Linked DNA regions of Mus musculus: region 2 is linked to region 1. Evidence: chromatin contacts called from ENCODE Hi-C or POLR2A ChIA-PET data. All regions are on one chromosome and are shown on one strand. The core of a region is the stretch at or near the end of the contact, and the rest is flanking DNA. Distances in the headings are between cores, read along the strand shown. Region 1 holds the start of Gucd1 (guanylyl cyclase domain containing 1). Region 2 holds the start of Lrrc75b (leucine rich repeat containing 75B).

What was found. Hi-C counts contacts between places; a loop is a spot of excess contacts on that map. ChIA-PET counts read pairs that join two places held with the same protein, here RNA polymerase II (POLR2A).
Region 2: a loop to region 1 is called in a map of left cerebral cortex, with 3 times the contacts of the local background. The contact joins the promoter of Lrrc75b here to the promoter of Gucd1 in region 1. A Hi-C loop is called at or near these places in 2 of 37 maps with a recorded cell type or tissue (both left cerebral cortex). POLR2A ChIA-PET finds 5 or more read pairs at or near these places in 2 of 5 experiments (Patski and embryonic stem cell).

What each region holds. Positions count from the first base shown.
Region 1 is chr10:75,515,863-75,519,139 of GRCm38, reverse strand. It overlaps Gucd1 (guanylyl cyclase domain containing 1), which reads left to right and starts at 1,759. Exons shown (of 6, transcript NM_175133.2): 1 at 1,759-1,986. The coding sequence starts at 1,944. It overlaps Snrpd3 (small nuclear ribonucleoprotein D3), which reads right to left and starts at 1,098. Exons shown (of 4, transcript NM_026095.4): 1 at 1,015-1,098.
Region 2 is chr10:75,558,682-75,561,672 of GRCm38, reverse strand. It overlaps Lrrc75b (leucine rich repeat containing 75B), which reads left to right and starts at 1,343. Exons shown (of 4, transcript NM_198860.2): 1 at 1,343-1,717. The coding sequence starts at 1,553. It also overlaps a transcript of Ggt1 not described here.

The DNA.
Region 1 (3,277 bases), core at 510-3,009:
GACAATGAAAAGTAATGGGAACAAAGAGTACTACCCCCATTCTCATCCCAGCCATATGACCCTTTATAGTCACTAAAAGGGCTATGATATAGACCCGGAGTGTAAACAAATCACTGTTTACATGGAGTTAAATAAAATGCAAATAAAAGCAAACTCAGTCTTTCAGTCACACCAGAAATATCCCAAGTAGTCAGCCACCACATTTGGATAAAGGCTACAGAACCTAATAGTACATATAGACCTGAGCCCCAAGGAAGCTAGGAAAAAGAGCTTGCGCTTTTCAATCCAGCGTTTTGAATCCCCACCAAAAAGCAGACCAAAACTGTCAAGGCTACGGTGCTATAAATAGGAAATGTTCATCAAGCAGAGAAATAGGGTAAACGCTCGACTTTAAGTCTCACTACAAGACAAAGACTATGCACAGGGCTTTTAAAATGCTGAGATTGGAAACGACTCAAAACCGGAGCACACCATTTATTTGCATGAGAAGACTGTAAGGATGCTAAACACAGTCTCTCTCTCTCGGTGAGGAACCACGGCTTTCAACTTTAGGAGTGTGGGTTTCCATGCTGAAAATGGTAGGGAAACACTGCAGGATGATAGCCAAAGGTTCAAAAAAAAAAGAGTAGCATCTACAAAGTGGATCGAACATATAGCACGGCAACTTGATTAAACTTCTGCAGCAGCGTGGAAAAGAGGGCCACTGCAGGAATGGGAGTGGAGGCAGGGATGAAAGGGACGTTGTAAATGATGATCCAAAAGGAAAGGAGGTAATTAGCAAGAAATGACTGCCCGTAAGCTTCGGAAATCGGTGACCTGAGAAGGCACCGAACGTGCAGACTAGGCGTAAATTAATAACTGTTCAAGGGTTCGGGAGATGAGCTTTGGATAGGCCCTGGCTTCCCGCCCTCCGCTAAGCAAGCCCCGCTGAGCTCCTCCGCAGCGGCCCTTCCAGCTCCTAAACCCCCTGGGGAAGCCCTGGCCTCCTCTCTCCCGTTAGCCGCCTCTCCTCACCAATTAACTGCAGGCTTTATTTTTTTTCCGGTTCTGGCACAAACGTTAGAAGGCGAAGGCGAGAGAACGACCGGCCCGACTCTCACGAATACCACGCGCTCCCAGAATGCCTTGCGCAGGCCCCTCCCTTTCCTTTAAGCCTACTTGCCCTTCACTCTCACTTAGCCGGCTGGGGAAACCAGGGCTCTAGCACAATAGTTCCGGCACCGGAGAGGGCCCGGGGGACCGCCGGAAACACCAATCCTGGAGCCCAACAAGGGAACATGGTAACCCTGAGTACTGTAGTGGCGGATTGGGCGGGATCTGGGCTTGAGCCCAGTGCTCTGGGGAGACAGGAAGTGAGGCTTGGACTAGAGATTTAAGCTTTGGATCCGGCCACCGGCAGGTAAGGGACGCACTGAGCCCTGGGAACTCTCATTATTCCTTGTCTGGGTAAGAAGACCTAAAAGGAGTCGGGAAAGTGTTCCCTGGAGTCTCGATAAGGCACTGCGGAGAACCAGAGCTTCCATCTGAGGCTGCAGAAGAACAGACCTAGCGGAGGGAGAGCGTGGGGAGCCCACGTCGCTAGGGGAAGGGCTTTGGGGGCGGGGCTCGGGGAGGGGCGGGGCTCGGGGAGGGGGAGGGGCCCCCGGAGCGTTTCAGGGAAGGACCTACGGGTAGCGGGTTCTGGAAGGAGAAGTGGGGGTGGAAGGGAAGAGGCGTGGCTTATGGAAGGGGCGGGTTTCCAGCGCCCAGACCTGGAAGGGATTAGGCGTGGCTTGAGGCGGCCTAGCCACCGCCTACCCGGCTCTGAACCGCGGTGGCGGCGGCGGCGGCGGAGGCGGAGGAGGAGGAACTCTGCGCTCACTGGCCGCGCTCGCTGCCCAGCAGAAGTCGCCGCTGCAATCAGCTCCAGGCCGGGGCCATGGGCGCCCTGCGCCATCCGGGTCATGAGGACGGAGGCAGAGGCAGCGGGGCAGCCGCTCGAGCCCGGTCAGTGCCTCTCTTCAGGGCCTTGCCTTCAACCGGGGGAACGGAGGGGGACTCCGCCCTAGAGCCGGGCAGGGTCTGGCCGCGCGCGACCTTGGGTCGTCTGCGGCCTCAGCCCAGCCTGGAGCTTCTAGTGGGTCCTAGCTAGGTGGATATTCCTTCTCATCTCCTGTCCTCCACTTAGGGTCGTTCCTGAGTCTCCTGGGGCTTGAAGCCCAGGGAGTGCTGAGAGCCGTCAAGTGGAAAAGTCCAAGGGGCAAAAAGGCACAACCTTGTCCAGAATCGAATAGCCCTGCTTGAAGCACGTTGGGTGATCCTATTCCCCGGGGAACTGTGGAAAGCCTGAGGCCGAGAAAGAGGGGGAAAGAATGGCTTGAGAGCTCTCAGCAAAGGGGCGGGAAAGAGGGGGAAAAGAATGGCCTGGGAGCACCCAGCAAAGGGAACATCTTTTTCTCAGCGCTTTTTGTCTTGGTACTGTTTTGGTTACTCGCTTACTGGTTCCCTCTGCCCTGAGGAAACCCGAGCCCCTTTGCTTACTCACGAAGTGGGGACAGCGGGAAGTTATGGTGGAGCTTAACACACAAGAGTTGATATTAATAAACTGTAAACAGTTGAGGTGCCATCTCAGGGGAGGGGTCAAAGGTTATGGGACCCAAACCCTTTAGTGTCAGTTGGCATCACGTTCAGGGAGTGGTTCCTTCTGGTTGTAACCTGGAGGAGCTGAGCTTGGACCTGTACTGGGATTACATATTTACTTCTCCAGTTAGCCACCGCTGTGAACTTTGACTAGATCATTGCCCCTATCTTAGCCTCAGCAGATAATGGCTCACTTGTGTAGGGTGACTAAGAGGTAGATGCAGTGTTAAGGTGTTTATAGATAGCATAGAATTAATCTTCATAAATCCCAGTGAAGTAGGTGACCGCTGCTTTCAGTACCTTTTGAGGTGAGCAGACAGGCTGAGAGGGTTAAAGAACCAGGAAGAGCTGTCTGTCTGCTTTCTCTTGTGGCAACCAGACAGCTGAAGCTAGGTCAGGGCTTTCTCCAAAGCAGACCCTAGGTTTCAGGTAGAGGACTGTCTTGGCTTAAGGCATCAATATCCAAAGCAGTTTTGGGCTCTGAATGCCAAAGCTGTTATCAGGACAAACACCAAGGCTGCTTCTACCCTTATCACCTCGCCCCAGAAAGCATCTTCCCTGTGCTAAGCAAGATCAGGATAGTTAAGCAGGGATGTTTGCCTTGTGAGGCCTCAGGATGTAGGGCTTCTAAGGTTCAGTGAAAGAGGAGAGACACCGG
Region 2 (2,991 bases), core at 94-2,593, 43 kb before region 1:
GCTGGGTGTGGGGGCAGTCCTCTACCTGCCACAGGACTAAGTTCTAGGCATTGTGACACTTCCAGTCCAGGCCAGCTCCTTTCTTTCTAGCTTAGTGTCCAGCCTTCCCTCCCTCCCTGCTTTCTCCTCCCCCTTGGCTCCCACCTTCCTCTTCTCGCACTCCAAGGTATGATGCCTAGCCCTGGCTTAGCCTCCGGAAACAACACGGTCAGGATCTGGGAGGAATCCATGTCTGTCTCCAGCCCCGAGGATGCAGGGAAGAAGAGGGTTTACCTGGCTCTCAGCTCTGGACAAGGGGGTCTGAGAAGGCCCTGGGATACTTGGACTGGAAGCTCAAAGCTCTGGCATTCGCACACTGTCAATTCAGCCACAGCCTTGGCCCTGGCAGAGGGCAGACTGGGTCGTCATGCAGGTTTGCCAGGGAGGAAACCTGTCGTGCCAAGGTGGCCGGCCCTAGGACAATGATGCTGCAGAGGAGGGGATGGGAGGCTGCGTGGAGGGTAGCGGGGGAAGAAGGTCCAAGAATCAGGAAGGATGCTGACTTCTGCCATGTCTGAGGGTCTCAGTCCTAGGGCATCACAAAGCCTGACATCCAGTCTCTCACCTCTACCTTCAGTTTCTGGTCAAGCATTGCTTGACCCAAAGGAAGGATTCTGGCAGGTATCTCTCACTAAATGCCCTAGGATGGGTCTACTCTCACATCCTTCAGCTAGGCTTGCACACTTGCCCCGCCGTGCATCCCAGACTCAGGCCGGACACATGTTTTTTAATTAGGAGGAGGGGTGAGGGGGGCAGAGTCTAGAGTGCAAAGCCACAAAAGCCCCCTCCTCTGTAATATGAGAAACCGGGATCGTGTGTGGCTGCATCGAGCATCAGGCTTCCAACAGGAACTGCTGAGGAAACCCCCACAGGAGCTAGATGCTCTTCAGAGGAGTCAGGGACCCTTTAGAACCAGGAACATATATGCAGGGCCTGGCGCCAGGCTGCCCAGAGCTGGGCTTAGCCTGTTCATCTCTCAGGCATGGGGGGATCAGAGGAAGCCAACTATGCTCAGCCTGCCTAGGCCTGCTTCTGTCCTCCTCTGAGCAGTAAGTATCATCCGGTATTTGCCGAGGCTGCTAACACCCACACTGAGTGGACAAGGCAGATGGATCCACTTGCTTGCAGGGGCGATTCCTGAAACAGGGTGCAGGCTTTGCCTAAAGCACCCTCACCCGCCTGAAGCACTTTTTGTACAGACAGACGACGATTTTCCCCCCCAAGTCAGCCCCGACTGGGGCCACATGATTGAGAGGTGCCAAATGCCACCTTGTCCTCCGCAGCGTCCGCCCTGGCTGCTCCCGGGAAGAGCTCCAACACCAGGTCGTACGCGGGCGGGGCCCTCGACAACGAAACCTCTGCCAAAGAGGAGTGACCCTGGGCTCCACGCTGGCGGCCAGTGCTTGGGCGCGCAGCCGTAGACCCGGCATTGCCCATCCCGCGCATCCCGGGCGGGGCGCGGCGCGGCTAACCCGCCTCCCTTCCATCCTCCCGGCGCCCGCCCGCGGCGGCCATGGGGGCGCGGCTGGGGCGGCGGGCGAGAGCAGATGCCCCTGCGGCGCCGAGTGCGGGGCCCGCGCCCTACGAGCGCCGGGTGCGCTGGCTGCGAGAGATCCAGTCCACGCTTCGGGAGCGGCGGCCGGAGCGCGCTCGGCAGCTGCTGCGCCTCCTGCGCCAGGCGAGAGAAAGAGCGGGGCGGCCCGGGATTGAGGGTGTCAGGGAGGGGCCGGGGTTGCGGGCTCAGGGGTGGGTGCGTTTCTAGCGGCACGCGGGGTTTGCAGGCGTTGTGCTTCTTGCCTGGAGGGAGGTTGCAGATTAAAGTGGGGGGCCAGGTGGGGCTGGTGGATTGCTTGCTAAAGATGGGGCTGGCACGTTGGGACACTGGGATTTGAAGTCTGACGTGTTGAGTGTGTGTGTTGAGGGACCTCCAGTCTGGAGCTAAGAGCCCAGATTTGGACCTTTTCGAGAGCCGGAGTGGGCATCTCTCACTAAAGGACAATGGGAAGAATGCAGCTCCCCATCCTGCAGGAAGAAAGGAAGCAGCAGATCTGGGAGAAGAGGTCCTGGGAGGCGTAGCCCCGATGGTCAGGAGACAGATACCATAACAGCCCAGACAAAGCCACAGCGCACGCACCTTTCTGACAGGCAGCTTGAGCCCACCGAGGATACACAACCACATTTGTACATTGCATCGCCACATCTGGCCCTTTGGGAGACACATTCGGTACCTTAGCCAGATTTCCTGAGCCCTGAGTTGCCCTAGGGAGACAGGGATGCCTGTCCCAGCATGACCCCTAGGCAAATCACTTCCTACTCAGCCTCTTCACCCTCGGCTGTAGCTGATGCTCCCTCCCACCGTGAAGGTAGTAGCCGCTTAGAGTTAGAGAAGCTGGGAGAAATGATGAGCCAGGACCCAGACAGAAAGCTGAGAGAAGGCGGGGCTAGGGATGCAGTTCGATATTATGGAATTTGAGAGGACTCAGCTCTGTCCCCAGAAAACAGGATAAACCAGGCATGGTGGTGTATGTTTGTATTCCCCATCACTTGGGAGGGGGAGGCAAGAGATTAGGAGTTCAAGGTCATCCTCAGCTATAAAGCAAGTTCAGGACCAACCTATAATGCAAGAGAGAGAGAGAGAGAGAGAGAGAGAGAGAGAGAGAGAGAGAGAGAGAGAGAGAGAGAGAGAGAGAGAGAAAGATATGTTTGATTCCAATCCTGCACTGGGTGTCCTCTCTGTAAACACAGCAGTCTGGAAAAATGGGGCTGTCACTTTAAGAGGCATTGACCAGGCCGGTGGTGGAATGTCCGCTGCTGTCTGGGGCTGCCCAGACACAAGCCTCCTTCCTTTGGGATCCCCAACCCCCTCCTTGGCTGGCATCTGTGGCTTGAACCATATTGAATATATAAGCAGGAGAGTAGCTGGCAAGCAGTACCCAGCCAGGCATATTGCCT